2 separate regions of the Mus musculus genome follow, and region 2 is linked to region 1. The links are chromatin loops, found by intact Hi-C in ENCODE. Cell type or tissue: heart. All regions are shown on one strand.

Region 1 (8,000 bases):
CCCGCCGGGTCCCGGGACTCCCGGCAGCCTGAAGACGGTGCACGGCGAAGGGGGAAGCGTCTATGGGGCTCCAGCCGCTGGGGTAGCTCGCGGCAGCATCGCTCTTGCACCCGGCCAGCTCACCAGTAACTTCCCGCCTACGACCGAGCTAGCTCAGGCTCTTCACTGCAAGCGCTCGCTGAGGGGCGGCCGTCGCCTCTGCCGCTGTCGTTCCCTCCCTTTCAGATTTTCCCGGGGCGTCCGATGATGGGAAGGGTCTTTGGAAGTAGGAGCGGTCGCCACAGATCCCGGGCGCAGCCAGTCCCGCCAACTTCTTGGCGGCCGCCCAGCAGCTCGGGCGCTCGGTGCCACTTGGCCAGTTAGTTCTTGGCGGTCCTCCGGCCTGTGCCCCTATCAGTGCCGCGGACAGGACAGCGGCTGCCAGCCAGTTGGGTTCCGGAGCCGAGGCAGGCTGCGCCGGCCGGTCGCGAGCCGCAGCTGACAGTTTCTTTTGTAGTCCGACTCCCCCAAATCTCTGATCGCCGCTCCCTTCTCCGCTACAGACACTTGCGCGTCTTTCCTTTAGGATCTTTCCCTTCCCTCCCTCCTTTGCTTCTTTTTCCGCTGAAGCAACTGCTGCTACGGTTGCCTCTGAAGGTACTGTGCCGGTTTCTTATCCCTTTTTTCCGACCTCATCAGCTTTTTTTGAAAAGAAAAAAATTGAGCGCTTTTTGAGTTGAAAAACCCGCCCCCATTTTAACGGCAGAGTTTTAAGGAGGCTCCGCCGAGTTAGGGCGCCGCGGGAGCGGGAAGGCCGGGCCCCGCCCACGCCCCGCCCAACGCCCTGGCGGCGCAGTGGCCGGCAGCCCGCTCGCTCCGCCCTCGCGGCCCTGCGCCCTTCTCTGCCCGCGCTGGGCCTGGGTTCGCTGGCGCTCCCGCCTGCCCTCTCGCTTCGCTAGTCTCCCCTGCCGAAGCGGGGTGGGTTCGGCCCGGCCTGGCCTGCTGTTCTGGGGCTGGCTGGAGTGGGAGCCTCTACCGTGCGGGACCCCGGTGGTGGTAACTAAGGCCGCGGGTGCGGGCGGAGGCCCTTAGAGGCTCGGCGGCCCTGCAGCTGACGGGTAGGATCTCCTCTGCTGGAGCCGGGCAGCTCCACCCTCCTCGGCGCTCCCCGACCAGGCTCGCCGAGTTCGAGTGGCCTGGCCCGGGGCTGCTGGACTCCTTTGCTCTGCCACAGGCCTTGGCACCTGTCAGGTCATTGCCAGGGCTGCAGAGGCGACACAACTGACAGCACCACAGGGCAGAGAAGTCTTGTAGACCGAGTTTTATGAGAACTGAAAGCATATTACAAGAAATCCCGACGAACTTCAGGGTCTAGAAAATGTGAACTTCTAGTCTTGAGGGAAAAGGAGAAATGCAATTAACTTTAAACAAAGCTTACAGTGAGTTAGAAAGGTTTTCTAAAAAGGCTATGTCTTTATTGGGGGATTTCTTTCACTCACTACACCGAGGATTGGTTGTTTTTAGGTGGAGGTGAGGATGGTGGTCTAAGTGTAAAAGGACCAGTGCATCCATATATTTCATATTCATCAATTTTCTGTACTTTTCACGTCTTCTTGTAGGCATATGAGATTATTGCCTTCTATACTTTTATGCTTTTAAAAAAACACCAGCATGGTTGCATTCAGTGGTCAAAATGAAACCAAACCCCCCCTCCGCCTCCCCTCCCCCCCAAATATTGGTCTAATTAGAACCAGCCACTGCACATATATCCTCAAGTAACATCTGTAACCCAGTTCCTTGGAGTAAAGTGAAAGTATTCAAACAAGCCAGAGACATCTGGATAGTCATTTAGCAACAGGTTGGCTGTTAGGGAAAATTGGAACTACAAGAATTTGGCAGTGTTTCTTTAAGTTGTTAAGAAAAAGATTAGAGCTAATTTTTGAGGTATCGAAAGCTGAATATTGTGAATCAGGTAACAACAAAGGGGATGAACTTCTTTAAAAATCATTTTAACAGAATATTTAGGATTCCATGTATACTGTATTCCATGTATACATTCTGGGAACTCTGAGTTTTTAGTTATCTGGAAGCTATGATAGGAGATTGGCACTGTTAAAGTGATAACTAGCACTAATACAAATTTACAAACACTGCTTTCTGGAAATTAATGGTGTCTTGCTTGGAGAAAATATGGTAACGAGGAAGAATAAAATTGTGGGCATTCTGTATAAAAATGGATGTACATGTGTTATGACTTTCATCAAATAAAATATCTTTGCTGAATTACTGAGTAAAGAAAATGCAATGTTTAGGGTGCTGTTGCCCAGGCTAGCCTACTGCTCCTTATGTACCCCAGACTGGCTTAGTATTTGTAACCTTGTGTCACCCTGGTATGGCTGGATTACAAGTATTCCCCACTCTACCGTGTTGTATTAAGACCTTTGGGGAGAGGCTGGAGAGATGGCTCAGTTAAGAGTGCTGACTGCTCTTCCAGAGGTCCTGAGTTCAATTCTCAGCAACCTCATGGTGGCTCACAACCATCTGCAATGGGATCCGATGCCCCCTTCTGGTATGTCTGAAGAGAGCAATAGTGTACTCATATACACAAATATTTTTAAAAAGGGTTTGGGGGAACCCTAAGCATTGAAGATTTTAATGTCCCATCACCCACAAATAAAACTTAAAAATATAGAACCTGCAAATAAGAGTAAAAGCAGCAGCTGGTAAGATGGCTCAGTGGTTAAGAATACCGACTGCTCTTCTGAAGGTTCTGAGTTCAAATCCCAGCAACCACACAGTGGCTCACAACCATCCGTAACAAACTCTGATGCCCTCTTCTGGAGTGTCTGAAGACAGCTAATAATAAATAAATAAATCTTTAAAAAAGAGTAAAAGCAGCTGGGTATGGTGGTGCATGCCTTTCATTTTAGCACCTGGGAGGTCAGGGAAGATGAATATTTGTGAGTTCAAAGCCAGCCTGGTCTGCAGATAGCTCCAGGACAGCCAGAGCTACGGAGAGAAGGCCTGTCTCAAAATACACACACACACACACACACACACACACACACACACACACTAAAAGAGGACTAAAAGCTGTTCAATAAAATTCTATTCTTATAACTTCAGTTGCTTTTGTTCAAACACTAACTTTTAAAATTCATTTAAAAAAAAGTATTTGGTGGGACTGGAGAGATGGTTCAGTGGTTAAGAACACTGACTGCTCTTCCGAAGGTCCTGAGTTCAAATCCCAACAACCACATGGTGGCTCACAACTATCTGTAATGGGATCAGATGCCCTCTTCTAGTGTGCCTAAAGACAACTACAGTGTACTTATATAATAAATAAACAAATAAATAAAAATGTATTTGGCCAGGTGGTAGTGGTACTCACCTTTAATCCCAGCACTTGGGAGGCAGAGACAGGTGGACTTCTGTGAATTCGAGGCCTACTGAGGTCTACAGAGCTAGTTCCAGGACAGCCATGGCTATACCAAAAAGCCCTGTCTTGAAAAAATGATACTACTACTACTAATAATAATAATAAAGTAAAAAATAAATTTAAAAATGTGTGTGTGTACACTCCAAAAGGCCAGAAGAAGGCATTGGATCCCCGGATACATTGTCAACTGTATTATGTGGGTGGTGCTGGGAACTAAACTCTGGTCCATTGCAAAAGCAGCAAGTGCTTTTAACTGGAAAGCCATCTCTACAGCCCCCAAAAACTGTTTCTTAGGGACTTGTTTGTTTGTTTGTTTGTTTGTTTTTCGAGACAGGGTTTCTCTGTATAGCCCTGGCTGTCCTGGAACTCACTCTGTAGACCAGGCTGGCCTCGAACTCAAAAATCCACCTGCCTCTGCCTCCCAAGTGCTGGGATTAAAGGCGTGTGCCACCATGCCCGGCGGGACTTTTTTTTTTTTTTTTTTTTTTTTTTTTTTTTTGTGATAGTTCTGGAGTTTTAGGTATGTAAAAATCTCTTATTTTGTGAGAGCTAGTTTACTGAGGTAGGTTTAAGAGTATCTGTCCTCGATAAGCATTTATTGTCCTGGAACTCACTCTGTAGACCAGGCTGGACTTGAACTCACAAGAGATGCATCTGCCTCAGCCTCCCTAGTGCTGGGACTAAAGACATGCACCACTACTACCCTGCTGATAAGCTTATATTTTATAACATGTTATACTTGTATTATAGTGAAAGTAACAGGTTTTTTTTAACATAGTTATGATATGTCCCTCAGATGCTTAAAGGGCATCTTGCATAGTTGGATACTGAGTACCAAGAGTCATAGGGACCTTTAGTAGTTCATAATCATTTTAAAGGACTTACAGCAAGCGTATGGTTTAGTCAAATTATTTTATGTTTTCCCCATGTTGACTCCAGTCAACGAAGAGTTCCTACATGATTAGCTTTGAGGAATGTGGATGAGGTAACTATACATTCTTAACTTGGTTTTAAAATCTTCCTCTTTATTGAATTTATAGATAACAGAGGTGGCCCCCTAGGGGACCTTTTTAAAATTACTTATACTTGTGGCTTTGGTATTTTATTTATGAGACCCAACAGGCTTTTACAAAGGTTACTTGTAGAACTCCTCAGAAAAATCCTGTTTTGAAAAGTAAGAAAATAAAATGCTAGTAAACATCTTGAAAGCTTAAATTATGATATTAATTAGCGATGCTTACAGTGCTTTGCAGCTATTAAATATAATACACATATTATTTAAATTTTATGAAGTAAGTATAATTAGTCTCATTTTTTATGAAGGAAATTTGAAATTATAATCTAAAGTCAACAAGTATAGAGCTTGAATTCACAACGTGAGCTTGGAGTCTAGGATCACCCACCAGACTCTTTAAGTCATTGGATGAACTACTTGTTTGATTACTAAAACAGAAATTTAACTTGGTAGTAATATTAGTCTCGTGAGTTATCTACTAAGAAAGAAACATTATTTAAAAACTTTGGTTATTGGGCGGGCCCACACCTTTAATCCCAGCAATCAGGAGGCAGAGACAGGCAGATTTCTGAGTTCTAGGCCAGTCTGGTCTACAAAGTGAGTTCCAGGACAGCCAGGGCTATACAGAGAAACCCTGTCTCGAAAAACCAAAACCGCCGGGTGTTGGTGGTGCATGCCTTTAACTCCAGCACTCAGGAGGCAGAGGCAGGCAGATTTCTGAGTTCAAGGCCAGCCTGGTCTACAGAGTGAGTTCCAGGACAGCCAGGGCTACACAGGGAAACCCTGTCTGGAAAAAACAAAAAACAAAAAAACAAAAACAAAAAAGAAAAACCAAAGCCAAAAACTAAAAACAAACAACAACAACAACAACAAAAACACCTTTGGTTATCAGCTGGACAGTGGTGGTGCAAGCCTTTAATCCTAGTACTCAAGAGGTAGAAGTAGACAGTTTGAGGCCAGCCTGGTCTACAGAGTGAGTTCCAGGACAGCCAGGGCTATACAGAGAAACCCTGTTTATTAGTTGGATTCTCTAGAGTCACAGAACTTACAGAACTCCCTTCCTTTCTCCTCCCTCCCTCCCCTCCCCCCTCTAAAGATAACTTATTGGAATGACTTACAGGCTGCAATACAACTAACTCAACAATGGCCAGCTGTGAATAAGAAGCTGAAGAATCTAGTGTTGGACTTCTGCATAAGCTGGAATCCTGAGGAAGTGGGCTCCAATAAGGTTGGCGAGTAAGTATAAGCAGGTGAAGAAGAAAACCTTCCGTTTTTCATCATCCTTGTCTTAGGTGTTCCATTTCTGTGAAGGACACTATGACCAAGGCAACTCTTTTTTTTTTTTTTTTTTTTTTTTTTGGTTTTTTTCGAGACAGGGTTTCTCTGTATGGCCCTGGCTGTCCTGGAACTCACTTTGTAGACCAGGCTGGCCTCGAACTCAGAAATCTGCCTGCCTCTGCCTCCCAAGTGCTGGGATTAAAGGTATGTGCCACCATGCCTGGCTCAAGGCAACTCTTATAAAAGGACATTTAATTGGGGCTGACTTACAGGTTCAGAGGCTTAGTCCATTATCACCAAGGCAGAAGAGGAGCTGAGAAGTTACAACTTGATCTGAAGGGTGCTAGGACAAGACTGGGTTCACACAGCTAGGAGGAGGGTTTCTCAAAGGCCACCCCCACAGTAATACGCTTCCATTAACAAGGCTACACCTACTCCAACAAGGCCACACCTCTTACTGGTGCCACTCCCTGGGCCAAGCATATTCAGTCACACCAGTCCTTATGTAGGCCTCAAGCAGAATGTATGGCCTAGATTAAAAGTGTGCCTCAAGATCTAGATTAAAGTCCTGTGTCTTGAGCCTCAAGATCTGGATCAAAAGCTTGTATCTTCTAGCTTCAAGATCTGGATCACAGGGGCTGGTGAGATGGCTCAGTGGGTAAGAGCACCCGACTGCTCTTCTAAAGGTCCGAAGTTCAAATCCCAGCAACCACATGGTGGCTCACAACCAGATCTGACTCCCTCTTCTGGAGTATCTGAAGACAGCTACGGTGTACTTACATGTAATAAATAAATAAATCTAAAAAAAAAAAAAAAAAGATCTGGATCACAGGTATGCCACCCATTTCTGGATCGTAGTTCATTCCAGATAGAGTCAATTTAGCAACCAAGAATAGCTACCACACCCTGCCTGGAAACAACAACTGCAACAACAAACCCCAACCCAACCCAATAACCACAAACAACAACACAAACTTAAAAAAAAAAAAAAAAACACCAAACAACTTTGTTTTTTTCAATCACAGGATCAAAATTAATACCAAAGTAAGTAATTTGATAACATGAAGACCCCAATATCACATAATGAGAAAGACCTTTAAATATTTTTACTCAAGATCCACAAACCCAGTGTAGTCCTTCCCCCCCCCCCCCCGCGCCCTGAAGTAAGGTCTCTCCTTGAAAACTCTCTCTTCCTAAGTTCTGGGATTAATGGTATATGCTGCCATGCCTAGTGCAAACTGGGTGTAAATGTGAGGAACATTAGGCAAGACCGAGGTGAGGCATAGTTTATAAAGTTCTTGATTCTTCAAAATTATCAGGATCTATGCGTGTCATTGGAGTTTATAAATCCAAAATAATTTCAAATGAAAATTTAGTTAAATAGGGACTGGAGAGATGGCTTAGTGGTTAAGAACCCAAATTCTCTTGCAGAGGACTTGAGTTTGATTCTCAGGATCTGTGTAAGGTTGCTCACAACCACCTTTAACCCCAGCTCCATGGGAATCTGGTGTCTCTGGCCTCTCTGTGTACCTACACTGACGTCCACACAGTTAAAAAAATACCAATACCAGCACAAATAAGTTATTGATACTTGAAAAATGAAATACAGACATTTAAAAAACAGTTTTAGAAAGAGGAAATTACATGAAGATTTAAAAGATTATATTTAAATTAGGGCACAGTCTATTTTAGTGGAATATAAAATGAGATTAAAATTATTTCGTGTACTTATGGAAAAAGAATTTCTGTTCTCTTGATTTGTGTCACTGCAGTGAAATTTTCTCAGAATTGAATTTTAGAAAAATGAAAAACATATTGTTTTCCCTTCAATTTTTTTGTAGTAGATATTTATTCTGGATGCTGGTTATTCAACCATAATACTTAGACCATATGTAAGAAACAACTTTTCATTTACTTTATAAACTTGGCTGCAAGGAGGGTGATACTATAAGGAGTTACCAGGGAAAGTGGGAAGAGCACTAGTTTTGACCTCGACTTGCGTCCTAGTCCTTTCACTTTATTTCATGACCCTAGACAAAAATCTTAAAAAACAAAACAAAACAACGTTGCCCTTCATTCTGTACATTTTTTTCTTTCTTTTCTTTTCTTTTTCCTTCAGTTTTTCAAGACAGGGTTTCTCTATGTAACAGAACTGGTTGTCCTAGAACTCATTTTGTAGACCAGGCAGGCCTTGAACTCACAGAGACCCATATGTCTCTGCTTCTCATATGCTAGGATTAAATGTGTGTACCACCATGCCTGGCTAGAGATAACAATAAAAATTCAAAT
Region 2 (8,000 bases), 190 kb before region 1:
GGGCTTCATGCAAACGTTGGCCATAATGGTGTTTACTTCAAGCTGTTTTGTTTAGTGCTCATTAAGACCCAGGGCCTCATACACTAAGCATGTACTCTTCCAACTAAGTGACACTTCCAACCGAGGACTTACGTTCAAGCCCAAATAAAGTCTGTTGGTTACTGTTAGTAAAAATAACTGGATCTTTGCTTTACAGAGCTCTTGGTATACCTGTATACTGCACAACATAAATATAAGAACTATGTTTTAAGTACTTGTCACAGGAGAAAAGGAATAAAAACTATGCTCCTTTAACTTTATAACCAGATAGTTTTCATTTAAAGACCTATTGTAACTGAACATATTCTTTGTTTTGTTCCTTTTTTGAGACAAGGTCTCACTGTTTATCCCTGGCTGGCCTGGAACCCAACATGTCAACTAGGCTGGTCTGGAACTCAGTATCCACCACTTCCACCCTTCCTCCACCTCCCTAATGCTGCAATGAAAGCTGATGTACCAGGCCCAGCCTGGTTTTTGTTTTGTTTATTTCTGTGTAGTCTTAATATCCTGGAACTGATCTGTAGATCAAGCTGGCCTCAAACTCAGAGATCTACCTGCCTCTGCCTCCTGAGTGCTGGGACTAAAGGTGTGTACCACCACCTATTCTTTACAGAAGCAAATCAATACTACTGTAGCTTTTATATTCATTACGTACTATTTCCTTTTAAAAGCCCAAATATTATAAATCATTTACTATGGACTGGTGCTTTCTCAAATCATGTAAAACAAATATTAGTAATATATTAGAGACTTGAGGGGGATGTTATTATATTTACAGGTTTCTTTTAAAAACTCGATAGGGTCTCATTCTATAGCCGAGACCAGCACTGAACTCAGTATGTAGCACTGACCTCCAAATGTCAGCAATCCTCCTGACTCAGCCTTCCAAGTACTAAGATGACAGATATGAGCCACCATGCAAAGCTAAATATTTCTTTTTATGGTCTCATATTTTAAAGTAACTATTTTCTTGCAATTCATAGTAATTTTGCATATCAGTATTTGGGTCATTCATTTCAGGAAAAGGCAACCACAATACAATTTCCATTGTCAAAAATAACATTCCAAAAAAGTACTGGTAAAATACCAAAAGCCATCATTATGATCTAGTCCTTTTGGAAAGGACAAAAATATAGTTCCCATAACTCTAAAATTACGGTAAGAATAACAGAAAGCAGCAAGTCAGATATCCAATTTTCCTAGAAAGAGGCTAAGGAACATAGATTTGGGGGAGAAGTTTGCTCATGTCACCTACATAAATTCATTCTAGAGGAGCTATCCAGTGGAGAGGAAAACAGTTAAGATAGCCTGAAAAATGGGCCCAACTCTGGAGGCTGAGGCAGGAGGACAGAATGTTTGTCTGTCTGGTCAACTTCCTGAGTCACTGTCTAACAATAAGTTTTTTTTTTTTTTTTTTTTTTAAACAGCAGAGTTATAGTTCTATAGTGGTGTTTTGCTAGAATGCATAGGGTTCTCAGTTTAATTCCTGTTACTGATTATGGATAATATTCATATTCCATTTAGTATTAGGTATTGCTCCTGAAGCAATTTAAATATGTTGGGAGAAATGGGCCACATAAATATAGCCAATACTTAATTTTTATAGGACAGAAATTGCATGAAATATTGACGACAAAGCTTCTATTCTTCATTTATCTCAGTTATTGAGTATCTACTATGAGTCAGATGCTAGAGTATAAAAGCACCTGGAAACTGTCCCAAATTCAGCTTGTACAAGGGGAGGAGAACACATATGTCAAGGGTGAGACACACAACTACCTAAACAAAGATACTGCACTAAATTATTTTAGGTCTGGTACTGCTTGTAAGTGTAGAAGGTACATGGGGGACGTATCCAGGAATTCGGGGAAGAAGGGTGGGTAATGTCAGTACTTTAGATACTTGAGCTGAGTCCTTAAAGAGGATTAAATGTTCACCTGGGCAACCTTGGGGGAAGGGCTCTTAGCATAAAGATCACCTGGAGCAAAGACAAAACTATCAACAGCCTGGTTTGGTTAAAATAGAGGCTTTTGCCAGGCTATCGTAAAGATGGGACTTGACTAACATGAGGGGGTCAGAAAATCAGCTCATATGATCAATTTTTTGCCACGTGATGAGAAACTGGTTTACACAGGATTGAGAAAACACTACACTAGATAATGATGTCACCACATAAAATCAAAGGAGACTGCACAGTTAGAAAACTAAACTCTCTTCAGGAAAATATTAAAGAACTGTATTAAAGCCCACCTGAGAAGTTTACTCAATGTATCATTTAGAAAGACCCATTCAGGAGTCTTTGATAAAGAGGACTTTAAGTAACAGATGGCATTTCCCAAGTCAGGTTGAAAGGTCTCTCAAGTTCAAGATAATCAAATTTTAATTAAGCCAACTTATTTAAAAGATGTGTCACAGGGGTGGAGCTTAAAATTACCACATATGTATATATAAACAAGTAACTCTTTATGAAGCTGAGGCCAAAATCGCCACTTGGAATTCTACCTCCCAAGTAGATGGTAAAAAAGACATTCTACCAGAGCCAATTAACAAAAGAGTGGGGAGGATCATAAACGAAAACACAAATATAAGGGGGGAGGGGGTGACAAGCTACGCAAAACCCGTAATCCTCTTGGCAGTCTGATGAGGAAATCACACAACTCAGACATAAAGGCAGGAAAACCATGTCATCCTCAACTCCACAAGCTAAACTACTAGGCACCGAAGGGGATAAGATCACACACTCGATTCCTGAACTCAAGGACAGAAGACCGTCCTCAACCCGTGCCCAAGGGGATGCCCAGAAGGACCCTTTTCCATTTGGGAACCGGGCAGCAGACACCCTCAAGGCCAGCCCTGAAGGGGTCAACGCCACCCCCCCCCCACCCACCCCCGGTCTAGGCCGTGGAGGCCAAGGGCAGAGGGCCCGAGCCGCCTCCTCTCGCACGCCGACACACACCCTCCCTACCTGATATGGCGGCGGCGGCTCCTGATCTGGCTCCGTCCCCTCGCCAAAGCTAGCCCGGTCGGACTGAGACTCGTGAAGCAGGGAGATGTCATCCGAAGTCGGGGATTTGAGGCAGTTCCCCATCTTCCGGGGCTGGGGTGTATGCTTGAGATCTGCGGGAGGAAGAAAGCTGTGACCCGGTCTCTCGCACGCTCGGCGGTGAGCTCGCTCGGCGCCGCGGGGTCCAAGGCGGCAGGCCCGGGGCTCAGGCGGCGGCTCCCCCGCGCCCCGGCGCCACCGAGGGGCCGCTCATGCCAGCCCCCGGGACAGGGGGCGCGAGGCTAGGCCGCGGGCTGCGCCGGGGTCGCGTCTGGAACCTGAGGGGGGCGGGGGCGGGAAGACTGAGCGCTTCCCCACCCCGCCCCCCGCGGGGCGGCGGCGGCCACGGGCTGCTGGGCCTAATCCAGGTCAGGAGGGGGGGGCGCGGCCGTCTCGGTTGCCTCAGCTGCTGCCTCAGCTGCTGTTGCCCCTGCCGACGCTGGAGCCGCGGCCCGGGGCCTCATCCTACTCCGCCTCGGCGCGGCGGCGGTGGCCAGAACGAGGCTGGCCAGGCCTACGTCATGCCGCCGTGCGTGCTCCGGCCCCGCCCCGGGCGCGCGCGTCCGACTCCTGGACTGCGTGGCTGGGCTCTGAGTTTAAGGTCCAGGCTGTGTGGCTGTTGGTCTCCCGACCATCTGCCTCCGGCGCCCCCTGTATGTCCCGGCTGCAGCCAGCTTGCGGACTTACCTTACCTTACCTGCGCGGTGTCCTCAGACTGTTCACGCTGTCTGCCGGGTTGATGTCTGTAAGCACGGATCTGAATGGACCAGGCAGATAGCTGAGGTGTTTAGCTTCCTTCTCCTTTATCCTTTAAGAATAAAGTCCAAACTCATGTGATGAACACGCCCTACCCTCCCAACATCACAGCCATGAGATTATCGGATTGCCCATTTCTTCCCAATCCCACCTCCCTAATTCAAGCCTCTCAAACTAACATTTGCCGTTGATTCTCAGTCTCTCTGTGTTCATCATTGTCCCCTACCTCCATACCCTTTGAATGATTGAGGATATATATATATGTATTGGGAAGGCATATATATATATATGCCTTCCCAATACTACCCACAGAATAATCTTAAGAAATCTCTTGCCGAGCAGTAGTGGCGCACACCTTTAATCCCAGCACTTGGGAGGCAGAGGCAGGCAGATTTCTGAGTTCGAGGCTAGCCTGGTCTACAGAGTGAGTTCCAGGACAGCCAGGGATACACATAGAAACCCTGTCTCGAAAAACAAAACAAAACGAAACGGGAAAAAAAAAAAAAACGGAAAGAAGAAATCTCTAATCTCATTCAAAATACTGCCCCTCTTTTATAAATTCTAAATCCCAAAATGGCCAAAGTGCTTCTAGTCCTCTCAAAGACTGTTCTCGCTGGCTGAGATTTCCACAGACAGACAGTATTCCTGACCTCTTACCTCTCGCTGGGCTAATCATTATCCTCACCAGTCCTTCGTGGACTCCATTTCATTTCCCTTGAAAATCTTTTTCTGCTTCTCCAGTCTGGGTTAGTCACCTACTCAGAGTTCCCAGTCAGGGCCTTTCTGTCAGGTTGATCAAGCTGAGTTCTCTGTCCCTTCCCTGTGTAAGGCCTGGCATGTTGCCTAAGGTAGTAGAGTCTTTCCTTGGCTGAATGAACAAATGCTCAAACAGCATATGCAAAGGGAAGAACAAGAAGAGAGTGTTCTCCACAGCCATTTTTTTTTAATCAAGAAGGCAAGAAGTTGACTTTGATCTCCAGTTTTATTCACCATTGACTGATTTATTGTTATTTACAGGCCCTATGTTAGAGCGACTGATTCATAAAACCTGACTTTTTTCTTGAAAGATCCTGGGTTTACCTGCAACAACAAACAAAGTCTTAGAGGGTCCCCTCCCCTGATGTTTGTAGAAAACTCTGTTTATTTCGTTTGGGTGAGGGTCAGAAGGGATTTTTGATAGATACTACTGTGTTTAATGAGTAAATCCCAAACATTTTCCCTTTAAATCCCAATTCCACAAAATCACTATCAAAGTGAGGTCAAACTCTATGTTCAAAGCAGGGGGTCTTAACTAGGCATGCCTTTAATCTCAGCACTCTGGAAGCAAAAAGCAGGCAGATCTCTGAGAGTTCGAGGCCAGTCTGGTCTGTAATACAAGTTCCAGAACAGCCAAGACTAAGCAAAGAAACCCTGTCCTGAAAACCAAAAAAAGAAAGAGAGAGAGAGAGAGAGAGAGAGAGAGAGAGAGAGAGAGAAGAGAGAAAGAGAGAAGGGTGTTGTTGAATGCCTGTAATTCAAGCATTTAGAGCCAAGACAGGAACATGTCTAGTTCAAGGCTAGCCAATGTTACTTAACAAGCAAACAAACAATTCTGCCTCAAAAAAAGTCTATATTCAATCAAACAAAAAAATTTTTTTTTTGAAATAGCATCTCACTATATAGCTCTGGCTGTCCTGGAACTCCCTACGTAGACCAGACTAGCCTCAAACTCAGAGGTCTACCTGTCTGTCTCTAAAATGCTAGGACTAAAGGTATGTGCCACCACACCCTTTCTCCAACCAATGTGTTTCAAAACAGAACCTTGAGCTGGGCACAGAGATACAAATCTATTATTCCAGCACTTGGAAGGTAGAAGTAGGAAGATCAGGAGTTAGAAATCATTTTCCCATACAGAATGAATTCCAGGCCAGTCTGGACTACATGAGAGCCCTTCCTCAATATCTCCTCCCAGAACAAAGACAGTTCCATTAAGAAAGAAGCCCAGGAGAGCCTGGAGTTCCACATTACCACGCCATTTAGCCTCCCAAATGCTGGGATTACAGGAGTGAACTCCTATATCTAGCACTCTGTCTTTATTCTTTTTTTGTTTTGGTTTTTAGAGACAGGGTTTCTCTGTATAGCCCTGACTGTCCTAAAACTCACTCTGTAGACCAGGCTGTCCTTGAACTCACAGAGATCCACCTGCCTCTGTCTGCCTCCTGAGTGCTGGAATTTAAGTGAAGCACCACTACCTGTCTTTTTCTTTTATATTTTTCTTACCTTGTTCCTACAAGTTCATACATGTTTCATATATATCATAAATGATATCTAAAGATATAATCACTTTTTCATAAATGTACACTTTTAGACCCATCTGCCTGATGAGAGAACTGTGGTATGTTTCTTTAGCCTACTGCCACTTCAATACTAAAATATTAGTCACTCTCTTTTGGCAGAAATTCTAGACAGGCATTAGTTACTTTGTAAATTACCACAGAGAGATTTTGGAACAGCACCTACAGAAAAAGGAAAAGGAAACAAGCCAGGTATAGTGGTGCACACCTAAATCCTGATATTCAGGTCTGGAATGAGCTCAAGGCAAGCCTTGGCTACATAAGGCTCCCCAGTCTTGGAAAGTAGGGAGAGGGGAAGCTGGGAAATGGCTGCTTGGGTAAAATGCTAACTGCAAGCCTGACAACACAGGTTCTGGTTCTGGAATCCAAGTAAAAGCCAGATTCGGTGTTTGGAATTTATAATCCCAGTAGTCCTACTGTGAGATAAGAGGCAGAGGCAGGACAGCCTCAAGGAAGCTAGTGGGCTAGCTAGCTGGGGTACATGCACGGCAGCAGGACACGGAGGGACCAGCCTCAATGAAATGGAAAGCAAGAATGGATTCCTGAAACTTGTCCTCTGACTTCAGCAAACTCACTGTGGCATGCACAGACAGCACTCACATGCTACACCACACACACACACACACACACACACACACACACACACACACACAAGAAAAGGAGGAGGATGGATGGGAAGGAAAAAGGAAGAGACAACAGGAAACATAAGAATGAAAATATAAAAACGGAGTTGGAAGGCTAGTGTAGTAATCATGGCTATAATCCCAGCACTCGGGAGACAGAACTGCTATAAATTTAACATGTTGAGAAGTCAGCTACACAGACTGACCCTGTATTAAAACCACTACCACCACTGAGATAGAAGACTTATTTTATAGAAAAAGGCAGGTTGGGCCTGGGGAGATGGGTCAGTGGTTAATAGCTTGGTAAGTGCATATTCTGCCCTTGTAGAGGACTGGAGGTCAGTTCCCATATGCCTAAGTCCAGCAGCCCACAACTGCCTGTAATTCTAGCTCCAGGGATCCAACACCTTCTTTTGGCCTCTGTGGGCACTCACACACATGTACATACCCAAACACAATTAAAAAAACAACCCTTTTTTAAAAAAAGGTAAGTGGTTATTGATCTTGGTGATCCACCATGATCCCATAAGAACACAATGGGTTGAAAATTCCTATCAGCTCCATGATGTCACATCCATTGTAAGGTCATAGCATAACACATAAAGGCTGCATTGGTGATAATGCTAGTGTAAACACAGCTACTGTGCCACCGGCACTCTAGTACAGTGCAGGGCTATATACAGTACATGGTACGTTAAAACAGCTGTTACACATGGATCTATGCACTTATCTTTTCTTATCATTATTTTAGAAAATACTGCTGGCAGTGGTGGCCCAGACCTTTGGTCACCTCTGAGGAGACAGAGGCAGGCAGATGTCTGAAGCCAGCCTGATCTTCAGAGTGAATTCTAGGACATCCAGGACTACACAAAGAAACCCTGTCTCAAAAAAACCAAAACCAAACCAAAAATAAAACAAGAAAAAGAAGAAGAAAGAAGGAAAGCGGGGGAAAAAAAAGAAGAAAATACTTCTACTTATGAAAGGAAGTTTAACTGGCTTGTTCAGTGTTAGATCACAGAAGCTGCCCTATAGCCTATGTAGTACCTGCCTTAAAACGCTAAACTCCCAATGTATAATAGCCTCCAGGTAGGGTGGGACAACAGGTTAGCTCTCTGGATTAGTGGCTATATCCCATCTGCACTTCCTTCACTGATCTGCTAAATTCAGAGATCCTAACTCCACTAAACTCAGAGAACACTACCCTCT

The links. Hi-C counts contacts between places; a loop is a spot of excess contacts. Peaks named below come from ENCODE experiments on the same cell type or tissue, not always from the same donor. Only the 100,000 strongest peaks of a DNase experiment are listed, where the experiment ranks them.
Region 2: it touches region 1 in a loop (2.0-fold over the local background); 6 of 42 quality-filtered maps call a loop at or near these places.

The regions. Positions count from the first base shown.
Region 1 is chr4:109,665,991-109,673,990 of GRCm38, forward strand. It overlaps Cdkn2c (cyclin dependent kinase inhibitor 2C), which reads right to left and starts at 766. Exons shown (of 3, transcript NM_001301368.1): 1 at 1-766. In heart, CTCF peaks have their summits at 958, 2,572 (motif pointing left) and 4,479; DNase peaks (open chromatin) are centred at 311 and 971; H3K4me3 peaks cover 1,744 bases; H3K27ac peaks cover 1,495 bases.
Region 2 is chr4:109,473,106-109,481,105 of GRCm38, forward strand. Rnf11 (ring finger protein 11) reads right to left here and starts at 3,400. Exons shown (of 3, transcript NM_013876.3): 1 at 3,005-3,400. The coding sequence starts at 3,127. In heart, a CTCF peak has its summit at 3,734; DNase peaks (open chromatin) are centred at 3,136 and 3,616; H3K4me3 peaks cover 2,514 bases; H3K27ac peaks cover 1,850 bases.